Linked DNA regions of Homo sapiens: region 2 is linked to region 1. A link is a loop called in an ENCODE intact Hi-C map of the cell type or tissue named here. Cell type or tissue: HepG2. All regions are shown on one strand. Links, peaks and the distances in the headings refer to the core of each region. The heading gives the core; the rest is flanking DNA.

Region 1 (8,338 bases), core at 247-8,246:
TTCACAAATAGCCAAGAGGTGAAAACAATCTAAACGTCCTTTGATGGATGAATGGATAAAGAAAATGTTATGTACATACAGTGGAATATTATTCAGCCATAAACAAGGGAAATCCTATGATATGCTATAATAGCACATGGCTGAACCTGAGGACATTATTTTATGCTAAGCGAAATAAGACAGAAGGAGAAATATTGTGTGCTTCAGTTTATATGAGGTATCTAAAATAGTCAAACTCATAGAAACAGAGCAGAATGGTGGTTGCCAGGGGGAGTGGGGAGAAGGAAATGGGAAATTGCTAATCAATGGGTATGAAGTTTCAGTAATGCAAGATAAGTTCTAGAGATCTGCTGTACAACATTGTGCCTATAGTGTTGCATTGCACACTTAAACATATGTTAAGAGGGTAAATCTCATGTTAAGTGTTTGTACGATGAAACTTCTTAAAAATTAAATTTTAAAAAGCAGCAAAATAAATGAACTGTATATAGATGAAAAATATTCTAGTTCTCAAACTCCTGGGTAAAATGTTAAAATGCTGTGTCCAGGGCCTTACCTCTTCAGATTCTGACTCAATCTGGGGTGGAGCCCTGGAGTCTGCATTTTAACAAATCCAAGCATCTGCTGCAGAAGCATGTTAAGAAGCACTGATGTGCGTGAAAGGGCCTTGTAAAAAATATGCAAAAGAAAAGTCTAAGTTGTTAGTAAACTTTGCATAGTGATAGCTGACATTTATTCATCAGCTTCTGTGCCTCAGACTCATGATCTAGGTCACCATATTACCCCGTTTTCCAGATGAGGAACTGAGACATAGAAAACAGTAAATGGCAGAGCCACGACTCAACACAAGGTGGTCTGATGCGCCATCCACTCTCTTGACCACAGATTATCTCTTCTACTACTAGTTGCCTTCAAAAAGCAGATACTTCAGAAGCTGTAGCTTGATGCTTCTGGGAATTCTACATAGCACTGCCACCTCTGTTCTTATTCACTTTTCAATATATTTATAGATGGAAAGATTTCAATGAATGAGAAACAAAGTTGGGATGTGAGAACCCTTAGGGGCACAGACATGCATGTCCACAACCATTGCAAGCTTCCTGGTTGTAGGATGAGCCCTGGGCAGGTGAAAATGTAGGTCTGACCCAGTCTAATACTTTTACATTCTTTGATTTATAAGTTGATTAAAGTTTTTGCCAATTCAGGAGGAAAAAATCACAAGAGTAGAATGTTATTCAAATTGTTTGGTATTAGGTGACTTGGTATGTTAGCGCTACTGAAGCAAATATATAGACAAGACTTTGGCTGATTGGCAGGATTTTGACTAGATTAATCAGACATTTGAGCATTATGAAAAACAATCATTTTTCTTTAACAATTATTGCCTTTTAAATGAATAAGCTAATATGAAAGTGACAAGTGAGACCTCACTAGGGGCTGAGATAGCTAACATAAATATGTAAGTTATGGCACAGACAGAAAGAATGACAAAAATTTACACATTTAAAAACATTTTATCAATTAAGAATTTCCTGTTTAATAAGTTTTATAAAACAGTAAAGTATGTGGATTAAAGAGACTCGCTTCTGTCTCCCTTACTTCTTGATGTATTTTTTTCCTCTTTCTTTCTCCCTCTCTCTTTTTTATCTCTGTAATTGCTGGCACTTTAATGTAGAAAATAGGCTCATTCGTCTTGTCTTCTAATGAGCTTTATACAGTATAAGAAAACGTAAAGTCTGGAAAGGGGTGTTAATGTTGGATCCTAAGAGCCCCAGCATTTGTACGTTTGACTCTATCATCTTTTATCATGTAACAAAAGACATAAGCCAACAAAGCGTGCTATCTATAGAAAATACTTGTAACTGTTTTGTTAACCCAAGAGTTGACCCCTTTACATGTAATTTCAGGCTCAGAATCAGATCAAAGGCCCCAGTTTGGGTTATGTGTGCACTGTGACCTCTTCCATGGTCTCTGAGTTCCCCGAAGGAGAGGTCTAGGTCTTTCTCATTGTCATCTCTTCATGCCCAGCAAGCTCGGCAGTGTTTGAGGATGAATTGCTTGTACTATGAGGAACTTGGGAGATTTGGGCAACATATTTGCTGGTGAACTGGCACTTCGGCACCTGTGTTGCTATCTTTTTACAGAGTCAGTGTGGTTTGCTGGAAAGGATAGTAGGTAGGAAGTCAGGAGCTAGTTCTTTCTTTGCCTATATGACCTTAAGAAGTCCTCTTAATCTCTTCAGGGTAAAGTGTCCTCATAAAGTGTAATACTTGGGCTAAATAGTATTCTTTAGTCTCTTCCAGCTTTAAAATTTATGTTTAAAATAGAAGAAAATGTGTCTGTGATTTTTTGTCTTTTCATTTTGAAATAATTTTGAACCTACAGAAAAGTTGAAAGAATTGTACAAAACTGCTCCTGTTTACCTTCACTCAAATTCATCAGTTGTTAAGATTTGCTCACATTCTCTCTCTCCACACTCACACACAAAATTTTTGTTTTGAAACATTTACGAGTTGTAGACGTTGTGCCCCTTTACTCCCAAGTACTTCAGAATGCATTTCCTAAGTACAATGATGTTTTCTTACATCACCATGATGTATTCATCAAATTCAGGAGAGTAAATACTGATTCAATACTATTATCTGATAGCCCATATTTAAATTGTGCCAGTTGTCCCAATATTTTCCATATCAATTTTTCCCCTGCTCCAAGACTCGTTCCAAGATTACACATTGCATTTAATAGTTGTCATGCCTGTTTAGTGTCCTTTGTCCTGCACAACTTTGAGATTTTTGAAAATTACAGGGCAATTTTTTTGTAGAAAGTCTATTAATTTGAGTTTGCCTGATGTTTCCTCATAAGATTCCAGTTATACCTTTTTATCAGGAATATGACACTAATTGAGATCACATTCTTCTCAGTGCATCACATCAAAAGGCACATAGGTCATGATGTTAAAAAAAGTTAATGTAAATTTTATGGGGGAAACATTTTCCATTCTCGCTGGATTTGAGCTCCGTCAACAAGACCATAAACAAATGGAAATTACCCAGGTATTGGAATTCTCTAGATTAAGTAAACTGACTGCCTGTATATTTTAGTTTCTATCTAAATAATTTTTATTTTGTGTTAGAAAGACTTTAAATAATAATTCCTGCACTCAACTCAAGAAACCTTAGTAAATTTGAAAAGTGTTTGAAAAGTATGATGAAGAGAATTCACATCCCATGTGATAACATGATGGATTTTTTTCTGTAAGAAAGAAATCCTAAAGGATCATCTTGTTAACATTATGCCAGGCAGGATTATGAAGGCTAAAGAGAAAAATGGGGTCAAATAATAGAACAATAACAAAAACACAGCTCTCCTGATCTTTACTTCAATACTTTTTTCACTACATTGTTGCTCCCATGAATCACTATCTGGAAGCAAATCTGGCTTTTTTAAAAAAAATAAAGAAGGCAGTTAGTCAATGACTATATGCCTTATGCCTAGTGTTCCATTATTGGAACGCTGAGCATGTGGGAGTTATTTATATCCTACTGCTCAAGGTCATCACCAAGGTCTGATTGGAAAAATTCAAAAAATTGCAACCTCAGGCATAAATTGCTTAACATGTTTCATAGCACCCTCAGAATAGCACCATGGACCAGTTGCAGTGATGATGTCCCAGTAAAAATAAAAATAACCACCTTGGATTCATTGGGCCACTTTGGGACACTGTAGTGTTACTGCAGAGCAGTAGATGGCACTGTTAATATACATTGATTTTAGTATAAAATCTGGAAAAGGGAAGTAGTATTCCAGAGATTTACTATGTGGTTGTTCCAACTAAAGTAGTGATACTTCACTTATTTGGTGAAATCCTATCAAGTCTGTAGTTGTTATGATACTTATTTTCAACTCCCCTAACCTAACTGTGGAGTTAGGTTATGATACTTATTTTCATCTCCCCTAACTGTGGAGGTTTTGCTTTTTGGCTTCTCCCCGCTCCTCACATACAAATAATGCAACTTACACATTTGGCTCCAAGAATTTAGTACTTCATTTGGTACTAGTAAGTCATTTATTATTTACCTTACAATTAATATTAGAGACCTGGGAGGATACAGGGTCTAATAATTTTATGTATTTCTTAGCTAAAGAAATATTCTTGGGAACATTTCATACTTTTGACCTGTTTGTATGTTTATATAGAAAGTTTTAATGCACCAAGTTTTTCTGATATTTGATTTAGTTGCTGAAAATAAGTCGATGGTTATTTTACTTTTCATTTAGATAAAAGTCATGAAGATCTGTTTCATATTTCATGACATCACTGTTTATTTGGAATGAGTGGGCAAGATATTTTATAACTCACGTATAAGAAACCTAAAAAGAAATCTGGAAATAACAACAACTCCATACTCCTTAATGAATTCAGGCCTTGATTATTTGCATTGAATGCAAACCTTTACTGGCTGATCACATCTTTTAAACACCTCACTTAAATTATGCAGATAAAAATTACATTCTGCCCCTTTATTTAAAAAAACCTTGAAGAAATGATTAAAACTATGTTTAACCAAATGCTTCAGATGAGAAAAATCATAAATAATGAAATGATATTTAAATTTGCTTTTTTAAAAAATAAAATCATTTAGTTTTCCATCTCAGGGTGAGAGAAGTTACACCTTCTAGAACCATGACATCATATGAAATGTTGACATCTATTATCAACCTAATTAACTATTTGCTGTTCAAATTGTGGTGAAAGTACATTGAGACTTCTTTTGTACTCTTATCGCTTGTTTAATACCAAATTGCCTGGCATCTGTGTATCAAGGCTTTGATCTAATACTCTATCAGTTGTTGGCTTAGGCACAAGAGACTGCAGAGTACACAAAGCTGTCACTGCAGACTCCAGGGAAAAAGAGGCTGTTGATATACAGTCCTGATTAGCCAAGTCAGTCAATATTTGCATGACGCAATGATAATGCCTTCTTTATGTTAGATTGTTATTTCACTGAAGCAAGTAGGAAACTTCCTTTTCAAGAGCTCAATATATTTTTCAGAAATTCTTTTTCCCTCTCAGGTACATATATGGCATTTTCTTTCATCTCTCTCCATTTCCTCTCCTGCCTTCAATGTTTGATCACACACAAATGCAACATAATGACACATTCTTGAGAAGTCTATAGTTTTTAGGATTTATATGTGAAGGAATTTTGTTAAAGTTATTATCTTACCTATAATATATCAAAATATCAGAATCAGAACTACCTCTTTCATTTTTGTGTACTTTAAATATAAAAGTTGGTTGTTTTATTCCTATTTTCTATTCTCTAACCTTCAGTTACTTGATTTGTAAACTCCACACACTGATGTCTTGATTCTACTTTCTAGCATAGACTTTAGGCTAGCACATCTTTTAATATTACTCAAATGTTAGGAGACATGAATCTTACAATATTCATATTTCAATGGAGGCAATAGAAAGCTACATTGAGCTCACATCAAAAGTTGAACATTTCTCCATTCACTTTATTTCATATTATTTTAGAAGTGTTGGCCTTTGCAATGGGGATTTGATATTTATAAGATTCTGTTTATACTTAGCAAAATTTCTAATCACATTCTATTATTTGAGATGCTCTTTCTCTCTCCAACCCTCTTTCCACTCTTATCTTTTAATATATGAAAGGAAATTGATGGTGATAAACAACCAGACTGGTATCTCCTTTAAAGTCATTCAGTCATCATTTATGAGCCAAGGATTGCGTTATTTGCTGGAGGTGACAAAAACAGCAAGACACTGTCTCTGCACTCTGAGAGAGAAAAAAACCATAAAAGTTGGCAGGAGCCAGATCACAGAGGGCCTTACAAAGAAGTTTGGGTCTTATCTTAAAATAGTATGGTGTTACAGCATTTTAAAATAAGAGGACTATGATTGGATTTATGATTTGGAAAGGCAAGGCTGCAGGATAAAGGACAGGGCAGAAGGGTGAGACTAGAAGTAGGAAGAATATAATTAGGAGACTGTATCAACAATTAGACAAAGCTAAATGTTCTTCACCTTTTGGGGCCTTAGATCCCTTTTTAGAATCACATATGTATATACACACACATAATTCACACATACTATCAGATGGTTCACAGATCTCTTAAAGTGTGTGAATTCCAGGTAAGAACTCTTTGAATAAATGATAAGGGCATTAATCAATGCACTAGCAGTGGAGATAGGGAATATCACAGATACGAGAGGTATAACAAAGAATCTATAGTATATATTGGCAGATTGAATATGAGAGGTGAGAGATGGCAGAGTCTCAGATGGCTTCCAAGATTCTAGTTATCTATGGTGACTGGGTAGATGGTAGTGCTTTCATCAAGGCAAAGAATAGAAAGAAACATGTTGACATTGTTGGAAAGCCTGTGGAATATTCTGGTGGAGGCATAGGTCTCTAGAGTTCAGTAGAGGTGTCTGGGCTGAAAGTATTGATTTAGAATCTTGAGCCTGTAAACAGCCATAGGTTGAGTTCACCTAATGAGATAATGTAGAGTAAGAAAGAGAAGGGCAGGCCATAATCCTTGGGGAACACCAGCTTCGAAGGCTCCGTCAAAGAAAGAGGAGTGAACGAAGTAGACAGAGTTATAAAGAAAAACAAGAGTGAAGAGCCTTAGACTCCAAAAGAAGAAATAATATCCAAGAAGGCATGGGCCACAACATCAAGTATTTCAAGGACAAATACCTCTAGTATTTCTTTGCATGTGACAATTAGGTAGTTATTGATGATTCCCACCAGAAGAGTTTCAATAGAATTGGGCTGAGATGAAGGTGATAAGCCACACTGCTGAAAGTTAAAGAGTGAGTGGGAGATGAGAAAGTGGCTATGGAATATTCAAGGACATTGTGATGGTAAGATGAGTGATTGAACTAAAATAGATATATACACATATATATCCGTATTATATGTATATATGTGTATGTGTGTATATATGTATATACTCTCTATCGATAGATATCTATCTAGATATCTATTGATAGATATCTATATAGATCTATCTAGATATCTATATATATATAGAGACAGAGTGTGTGAGTGTGTTGCTGGGTCAAAATACATGTACATTTTTAATGTGGATAGATATATATGATTGCCTCCCCCTAAAAGGTTACATTCATTCATTGCTATAATTCTTTACAGGAGTATCCTGTTTCCTACCCCATGGATAGATATACACTATTGCCTCCCCCTAAAAGATTATATCCATTCACTTCTATAATTCTGTATAGGAGTATCCGATTTTCTACCCCAACAGCTATATATTAACATGCCTTCCAGCTTTTTCTTGTCTGATGGCAAAAACTCTTTAATTTGCTTTCTGATTATTCACAAGGTTGCACATCTTCTTATATGTAATTTTTAGCTATTCATATTTCTTTATCTGTGTCTTACTTGTTTATAATCTTCATCCATTTTCCTATTGAGTTTGCTATTTCATTGATTTGGAAGAACTCTTTACAAATATTTTTCACCTGAAGATGTTAAAAGCATTTTCTTCCAGGCTGTGTTGTGTGTTTTAACTTTATTTATGGTGTCTTTATCACAACCATATATGTCAATCTTTACCTTTATAAAAATGTAAAATATTTTCATTTTATTCCAGTGTTTAATAGATTACATATGGCTTTGTTTCATCTGAAATTTGTGTGAGACATAATACAGAGCACAAACTTTATTCTTGTGAAATAGTTACTTGATTTTGCCAATACCATGCATTAAATATCCACTCTTCCTGGTGGTTTGAAATACCGCTTTTATTATATACCAAATTCTATATATACAGGGGTCTGTTTTCAGATTTTATGTTTGTTCCATTAGTATGTTTGCCTATTCCTGCACTATGTTTACACTGCTTTTAAAAATAGAGCTTCATATGATGTTTGATATCTGGTAGGATAAATACTCTTTTTCCTTCTCTCCTGCTCCTGGTCTGGGCTGTGTTTCCCTCTGGTTTTGTTCTTGTCAATACACTCCCCTTTGATTTTCTATCTTCTAGGATTCCTTAGAATCTCTTGTCTGCTGATGAAATTTTTATTTTCTAATATGCTCATTAAATTTATTATTTTAAAATATCTGTCTTTTCTTGGGTTGGAGCCAGGAGTAGATGCATGTGTTTTGTCTGCCATCTCGATACACTTCCTCAGAGGGATGCTTATAAAATAATCTACATGTGGCCAGTTGGTTGTCACCTTACAAAGCAAACAACATACAGCTGTGTAAGGATTGTTAAGTAACCATTCTGTATTCTGGAAATCTTTTAATGATCAACAACAGTTTGATGTATAATATAT
Region 2 (8,338 bases), core at 294-8,293, 320 kb after region 1:
GGCGCGACCTGGCCGGGCCTGAGTCCCGAATGGGGTCTAATTGCGAAGGCGGGGTGGGTTTCCCAGTCACCCAGCTTCTTTCTCTCACTCGCCATTATTTCATAGTTGTTTGTAAGTTTAAGGAACACCAAGTGTAGAATGTTGTACATCTCTTCCAGTCTCAACGCCATTTAGAAATGGAGATCAATCTTCACAAGGTTTTTGTGAGATTCAAGTAAGATGAAGCACATCAAAATGCTTTGAAAGCTTTGAATGTTTTTCAGCTCAGTGCCAGCACTGGAGATTGCGGTAGTTATTATCATGACTATCCCCACCCCCTCTTAGGTCCCAAGACCTGAGTAAAAGGAAGAGTTGGGTGAATCTTCCACAGCCCCTAGGTCCTGTCTTCTCGGCCTTCGTCCCTTGGCAGCTTTTCAACCTCTCAGCAGGCCACAGGCGCACGTGGCTGGCAGCTCCCCGGCCTCCGGCTCTGACAGTCCGGGGGCAACCAGGCCTGCAGTTCTCGAGGAAACCCCCAGCCCCCCACGTCTCGTTCTGGACCAGGAACCCCCTCCCCAACAACCGCGCAGCAAGTGGCGACTCTGGGAGCTGAACTGGAGTGGAGCTCGAAGTGGCTGGGGCGGGCAAAGACTCCCGCTTCACTCTGGGACACAACTGGGACGGCGCTTCAACCTCTGCCTGCAGGCGTGCTTCTCGCGCGCACCAGCAAGCTCTCTATCCACCTCGCCTGGGCCTTTGCAGCGCCCTGCCGCCCAGGCTCCAGCGCCTCTACTACCCTAGCCCCTTCTCAACACGCGGCTCTGCCTTCTTCCCCAGTACCACTGCACTGCCGAAAATAAGCCCGGAGACTAACGCACCTTGTAGGGAAGAGAAGGACATCTGTATCTCCAAGCTTATCCAAGCAAAGGCCTCCAGAGTCCCTCCCATGGCCCGAAACACCTCCCTCTGACCGAAGAGCGTCCTTTCTTTCCGCCGCCTCCTGGACTCATCCTAAATAGGGCAGACCCGGGCTAAACCAGTGATTTTTTTTTCCATGAATACGAAGAACCCCGATTGCACTTTGCGAAGTCTGCGCGTATTCCTTTATCCCGCAACTAGCTTGCTCCCGGGTGGAGTGGGCACAGTGGGGAGCGGTCAGGGCAGGGCAGGGCCCAACGCTGGCCCCTCGCGGAGCTTTCCCTGGCGCGACCTCACACGGTCGCTGCCTCTATTCCGACCACGCTCTGCTTCGCTGGCTGCGGCTCCGCCAGGAATCCGAGGGGGCGCAGGCCCAGGCTCGGCCCTAGATGCGCGGAATCGCCATCAGCCTTTGCTTACACCAGCGTGGCCGCAGGGAAACTCCTTTCTCTCCCTCCAGTGTCACTTTGCGAGACAAGAACAGAGGGCTCATACAAAAGAAGGCTAATTTGGGGTCTGTAGCTTGGACCAGGTGGAACTGTGAGGAGGAACCACCTGTCTCACCGCCCCACCCCCCAACTGCTTTTTCTAACTCCCTTTGTGGTCCTCCACACCTGTTTAGGGCGCTGAGCCACTCTGTCTCCTGGTAGTGTTATTTTGCTCCAAGTTTTATCGCAATTTTTGATTCACTCGACAGTATTTATTCAGCTAGGGCTCTGTGCCAGGGACTACGCAAGGCCTGAAAATTCAAACTTAATCTAGATGCAGCTCCTACTCACACGGAACTTACACATTCACAATAAATCACCCAAATAATATGTAGTTACTTTCTGACAGATGTTACTCTAGGATCCAGTGAGATAGAGAGGGTTGTAATGGAGATTCGTGTGTGGGTTTTTGCACCATTTCTTGATCTCTCAGCATTCCAAGGTCGTGAGAGGAGTCCTTGAGTGGAAGTCCGTCCTAGGTTTGAACCCTGGCTTTGCCTTTTTCCAGCTGTGCAGTACCGCTCTTGTGGGCTCCCGCCACACCCTGGAGTCACTCCCATCACAGCCAGAGTAAACCAGTGTGTGTTTTCTGGCTTCCCTCCTTGAGGGTGAGCCCCTGTTTTATCTATCTTTGAACCCCCCAGTGCCTCGAGAAACGCTGAGGAAACACAGCCTCCGAGCACCTGTTTCCTGAGCTGTAAAAAATGGTCACAACCTGCCCTGTGTACTGGCTTGGTTTGTGCTAGGGATCCAAACAATTCAGGATGAGATCATGTGCCTGAGTTTGTAGATCACAAAAGTCGCTAATAGAAGGAGTTATTCCTTCTGATTCTGTATTTTGGATTTAGAGAAACTGTGACTCTAGGCCTCTGACCTTCAACAAGAAACACTTGGGCCCCTCAGTTGCTCCCGCAGTCTCCCACAGCTAGGCACAGGCTTCTAAGCCGGGCTGAGCTGGGCTCGCGAGTGCCATCGAGGCAACCAGGCGCAGGGAGCGGAAGGCAGGAGTGTAACTGGGCGCTGGGGGGCGCTGCTCCGCAACCCCAAGATCCGAGGAATGCCTCCGGGGGATGATTTCTCTGGAGGGGTCTCGCAGGGCCCCCTCTGCGCTGCTTTCTCAGGCACCAGAACCGAAATCCTCGGGAGGGACCGCGGGAGCCCGGGGCGTGCAGACAGGCGGCTTTCACAGACGCAGCGGGAGGAAGGATCCCTCTACTGCTCCCTTTCCCGATTTGACCGTCTAGGGCCTTTGAGAGGACTTTCCTTTTGGGAAAGCTTTTCTCAATTCGTGGCCTGTGGGCAGGCTGGGGGGTGGGGCGCCAAGTCATCCGAGCGCGGCTTCTGCTTCTCCCTTTCCCTCACAGGCATGCTCTACGGAGGGTATGGGAGGCGAGGGCGCGTCTATGAGGGCCAGAGTCCGCGAAGAGAGTCCGGCCCTTAGGCCTTTGGTGTTGAAGAATCTGCTCCTCTGTCGGGTCAAGCCCCACTAGAAGTTAACACCTGTGGTCTCCAAACTTGCCTATTTTCCTGTCACGCAGTTCAAGCCAAGATTCAACTCGTCTTGAATTTTTGTATTTAGAGCCCCTACCTTCTCCACCGACTCCAGGGGCGCCCTCTGGCGGGAAGGGGCCTGGGGTAGGAGGGAACCTGAGGGAGCGGGTTACAAAGCAGAGAACAGCGGGAGCTCAGCAGCTCCCTTTGAATTGCGAGGAAACCAAGACGGAGACGGGAGGTAGGAGCACGGGCCTGAAGCGGTCAGCCGACCCTGTGAGGCCCGCGCTGCCGTGCTACGCCGCGAATCCGCCAGACGCCCCCGTCGGAAGGGGCAGGGACACCCTCGGGGGCGCTCTAGGGTTCGTGCTGCGCTAAGGTAAGTTTCGCAGCTGCTCCTGATAATTAAAGGACAGATTCCCGAAGCATCCTTGTGGCGGCGCGGCTGTTTTCGCCCCAGGACCTGTGCAGCCTCATTCAGCTTTAGGTAGTCGAAACCTATAGCTCTTTCTGCCCTCTGTTCCCCAACAAATCTCAGTCCCAACAGTGGGAGCCCGTGGGCCTTGGGTGTTCGAGTTTCCCGCGGGCTTGCCAGCAGCGCTGGGGTTCCCTCCTCCGCTCCTTTCCTCCTCTCCAACCTCCCACCACAGCCCGTCTCCCCCACATCCCCAACACTTGTCCCAGGCAGTTTCCGGTGGCCGCAGTATCGACCCCAGGCCATTGGGGTGGGTGTGAGGGAAGGGTGGAGGGGGAATCTCCGAGGCCCAATGTTTTCTGGGACTTGAGGGAGGCTGAATTCTCCCTCGCTGCCTAGGACTTGGGGTCTGAAGGTTGCAGACCGAGGCGATCCGCAGCGCCCTCTTCCGGCGGCCGTCTGGAGAACTGCAGCTTTAGAGCGGTCTCGGGGAAGCTTTGCTACTAGTTTCCGGCTAGGGAAAACTGGTGGTGGTCGGAGACTGGTAGTACATCATCCACGCATTCGCTCATTCTAACTGTCCGCCCGACCATACGTCAGGCTGTCTATCGGTCCACCCAAAGCCAATATAAGTTATGATTGACTCTTTGAATCACCCAGTCTCCTTGCACCTGCTATTTGAAAGAGCCCAGGTGTAGATCAGGGCTTGGAAGCTGCTCTTGTACCTAAAACCCTCTTTTAATTATGCTTTGCTTCGGAATTTTGTTATGCGAATGTCCTGTCCAAGTCAGAGGGCATTTGGAGGCATATTTGGTGACCAATGGAGTAGCTTGCACTTTCTGCATGTCCTTTCTGGAGGAGGCAGTGGCCCTATTAGCTTGACAGCCTGACACAAGGGGGTTCTGCCTTGTGTTGCAGCAGTAGGAGCATAACCTTTAGAAAATATTGGAGTAGGAAAACTTCTGGGACTAGCTACACTCGATGGGTGCCTTCCAGCTCTCCAATCTACGGTACCAACTCACTCAGGCAGGCTTTCCCCCAAATTATTCCCCCTTCTTTGGACTCTGGTCAAAACCAGATCCTCTCCACCCTCCCAAACCCATCCCAGCCAATATGCCCATGTTACTCTGCTATTCTTTTTCACTTAGCCAGAAAAATCATTCTTTCCAGCCCCACAACTAAGTCATATCCTTCTCTTTAAAAATCCAATTGCCTCTTCTGACAACTAAATGCCTGACACATAGTGGGAGCTCAATATATGTGTGCAGAATAAATGGATGAATCTCTATTACACTTTTCTGTTACATTGATAAGCAATTTCTTAATTGAGTGATTTCCTAATTGCCATGTGTTTGTGTTCTTTTTAGGCAGACCGTAAGCTCCTTATTTTCTGTTTTTTGTTGTTTTGTTTTTTCCCCCCAAGACAGGGTCTCTCTCTGTTGCCCAGGCCAGAGTATAGCGGTGTAATCATAGCTCACTGCCACCTCAAACTCCTAGGCTCAAGCAATCCTCCCTGCTCGGTCTCCCAAAGTGCTGGAATTACGGGCATGAGCCATCGTGCCCGTCCAGCTCCTTGATTTTAACAGCCATCTCAAAAACACTTAGACATGTTCCTAGAAATGTGCCCAGTGCTCTGAGGCATTTGATAATGTTAATCACCCCTTTCTAAAATTCTCTCATTGGCTGCAGAGTCACCACTCTATCATGGTTCTCTTCCTCCATCTCTGGACATTTCTTCTCAGAGACTAGGGTTGAATTCCCATCCTGCACTGTATACCCATCCCCGTGGCTTCAGCTGCCACCTGTTGCTGATGGCTCCTAAATCCATACCTCTAGCCAACCTCTCTTCAGAGCTTCCAATCTATATTTTCAGTTGTTTACCTCCTTATGTGAATTTCTGCCAAACAACATATCCAAATCTGAACTTACACTGTCCCAATTTGCTTCTTGTCCTGTGTTCTTGATCTAGGTGAATGGCATGAACATCTCCCAATTCCTGCCACCCCACTCCTTCACCAAGCTCCTGTGCTAGTCAGTTCTGTCTGCCATAACAAAACACCACAGACCGGGTGGCTTACACAATGAAAATTGGTTTTCTTACAGTTCTGGAGGCTGCAACGTCCAATATCAAAGCCTAGCAGGATTTATTTGCTGGTGAGGGCACTCTTAACTGGCTTGCAGAGAGACGCCTTCTCCATATGTCTTTGCATAGCAAAGAGAGATCTTTTTCTATATAAGCCACAGTCCTAATAGATTAGAGCCCCACCCTTATGACTTCTTTTAACCTTAATAACCTTCTGCTAGGGTTTGCATGTGTGCCATCCAAAATTCCAGTGTTGCCAATGCGATAGTATTAAGAGGTGCAGCCTTTAAGATGTGATTAGGTCATGAGGGATCCTCCTTCCTTAATGAGATTAAGGATCTTATAAAAGAGGCTTCACGAAACATTTGGCTAGCTTGCAGTCTTGCTCTTCTCCCATGTGAGGACACAGTGTTCCTCCCTACAAGGCCCTTACCAGGTACCAGCGTCTTGACCTTGGACTTCCGAGCCTCCAGAACTGTGAGAAATAAATTTCTGTCGTTTTTAAACTACTCAGTTTCAGCTACTCTGTTATATCAGCACAAATGGACTAAGATACCTTCTAAAGATCCTATCTCCAGATAGAGTAACACTGGGGGAGGGGGGGTTAGGACTTCAACATCTGAATTTTAGGGGAACACAATTCAATGCCTGCTCAGAAGCCAAATACCTCGATATCAACCTTTTCCTCTCCCTCATCCAACTGGTCATAAAGTCATTTCCATTCCACATCTTAGATGTTTCCCAAATCCAGCCCCACTTCTTCCTCACCAGTTCTCTCCATTCACTGCCTCAACCGAGGCCATCCATCATCTAATACCTAATTGTCTAGTTCTTATTCCTACCCTAGGCTCTCCCAGTCTAGTCCACAATCCTGTCCACAGGACATAGTCCAACCTATCTCTCCAAACTAATTTCTTCCTGCCTCCCTGCCTACCCCCTCATAACCTACTTTTTAGCTACTCTAAACTTCTCACTTTTTTCATTTTGTACAACTTTATTAAAGTATAACTGAGAGAGAGAGTGAGAGGGAGTTGTTGTGTGTTTTTTTGTTTTGTTTTGTTTTGTTTTTTGAGATGCAGTCTTGCTTTGTCACCCAGACTGGAGTACAGTGACCAGATCATAAGTCCCTGCAGCCTTGAACTACTGGGCTCAAGAGATCCTCCTTCCCCAGCCTCCTGAATGGTGGGACTACAGGTGCACACAACCATGCACAGTCCAGTTTAAAATTTTTTTTTTTTGTAGAGACAGGGTCTCACTATGTTGTTCAGGCTGGTTTCAAACTTCTAGCCTCAAGCAATCCTCCCACCTCAGCCTCCTAAAGCACTGGGATTACACGTGTGAATTACTGTGCCCAGCTTGATTTTCTATATTGTTTTTCTGTTTTTCATTTCAATGATTTCTGGTCTCATTTCTGTTTCTTTTATTCTACTAACATTGTGTTTAATTTGCTCTTCTTTTTCTAGTTTCTTAACATATAAGCTGAGGTCATTGATTTGAGGCTACACTAGCTTCCTATGGCTGTTGTAACAAATTACCACAAACTCAGAGGCTTAAAGATCAGGAATGTATTCTCTCACAGTTATGGGAGCTAGAAGTCTGAAATCAAGGTGTCCGCAGATTGTACTCTCTCCAGAGGCTCTGGGGAGATTCTGTTCCTTGCTTCTTCCAGCTTCTGGAGGCTTTTGGCATTCATTGGCTTGTGACACATTTCTCCAATCTGTCTCCATTTCCACATGGCCTTCTTTGTATGTGTTTCTCTTTGTCTCTTATAAAGATGCTGTGATGACACTGAAGTTCCACTCAGATAATCCAGGGTGATCTCATCTCAAGATTCTCAATTATATCTGCAAAGACTCTTTTTCCAAATAAGGTAACATTCAAAGGTTCTAGTGATTAGGATGTGGACTTATCTTTCCAGAAGCCACAATTCAGTCCACACAGAGACCTTTCTTCTTTTCTAAACAGGCATTTACTACTCAGAATTTCCCTCTAAGCACTACTTTAGCTGCATCCCACACATTTTTATAGGTTATGTTTTCAGTTTCATTTTCAAGTCAGTGAAAACATGTTCAAATTCCCCTTTTGATGCCTTCTTTGACTCTTGAGTTATAGAGACTTATGTTCTTTAATTTCTAAATGGTGGTTTTCTAGAGATCTTGCTGCTATTGGTTGCTAATTTGATTCTGTTGTGATCAAGGTACTTGGTATGACAGGAATCCTTTCAAATTTATTGAGGCTTGTTTAATGGCCCAGAAAATGATCTGTCTTGGTGGATGTATATGCACATTTGAAAGGAATGCTTGCTCTGCTGTTGTTGAGTGGAGTGTGTATAAATGTCAATTCGGTCAACTTGTTCCATAGTGTTATTCAAGTCTTCCATGCCCTTCTTGTTATTCTGTCTACTTATTGAGAGAGACATGTTGAAATCTTCATCTATAATTGTGAGTTTCACTATTCTCCTTATAGTTCTATCAGCTTTTGCTTCATGTATTTTGAAGATCTGTTACTAGGTTCATAAACACTTAGGATTGTTATGTCCTCTTGAATTCAATATTTTATCATTATGAAATGATCTCTTTTTTATCTCTGCTAATATTCCATGTTCTGAAGTCTTTTTCTGATTATTTAGACCAGTTTCATTTAATATGGTTATTGATATGTTGAGTTTAAATATACTATCTTGCTGTTTGTGTTCTATTTGAGACTTCAACTATGTCTTCCTTTTCCTCTTTTTATGCCTTTTTTTGGGGTATTGAGTGTTTTCTACAATTTCATTATATCTCCTTTTTTGCATATTAGCAAAACATTTTCATGTGTTGTTTTAGTGGTTGCTTTGAGATTTAATTTAGCATCACAGTCTACTTTCAAATTATACTATACCACCTCATGTATAATAGAAGATCCTTACAACTGCACACTTTTATTATTTTCTCTTCTGGTTTTTGTGCTATTGTCTTATATTTT

The links. A loop is a pair of places that touch in the nucleus more often than their neighbours do. Peaks named below come from ENCODE experiments on the same cell type or tissue, not always from the same donor. Only the 100,000 strongest peaks of a DNase experiment are listed, where the experiment ranks them.
Region 2: a loop joins it to region 1, with 2.2 times the contacts of the local background. A loop is called at or near these places in 3 of 110 quality-filtered maps.

The regions. Positions count from the first base shown.
Region 1 is chr14:36,204,016-36,212,353 of GRCh38, forward strand. No RefSeq gene overlaps it. Among named protein-coding and RNA genes, the nearest start is that of PTCSC3, 31 kb to the left of the region's middle. In HepG2, for the core only: CTCF peaks have their summits at 859 and 3,736 (motif pointing right); DNase peaks (open chromatin) are centred at 3,716 and 4,876; H3K27me3 peaks cover 3,229 bases.
Region 2 is chr14:36,521,954-36,530,291 of GRCh38, forward strand. NKX2-1-AS1 (NKX2-1 antisense RNA 1) reads left to right here. Exons shown (of 2, transcript NR_103710.1): 2 at 1-1,063. LOC105370453 (a long non-coding RNA gene) reads left to right here and starts at 2,736. Exons shown (of 3, transcript XR_001750715.2): 1 at 2,736-3,255. RefSeq lists enhancers at 1-694, 2,913-3,851. In HepG2, for the core only: CTCF peaks have their summits at 2,408 (motif pointing right), 2,993 (motif pointing left), 3,289 and 3,728 (motif pointing left); a DNase peak (open chromatin) is centred at 3,778; H3K27me3 peaks cover 5,929 bases.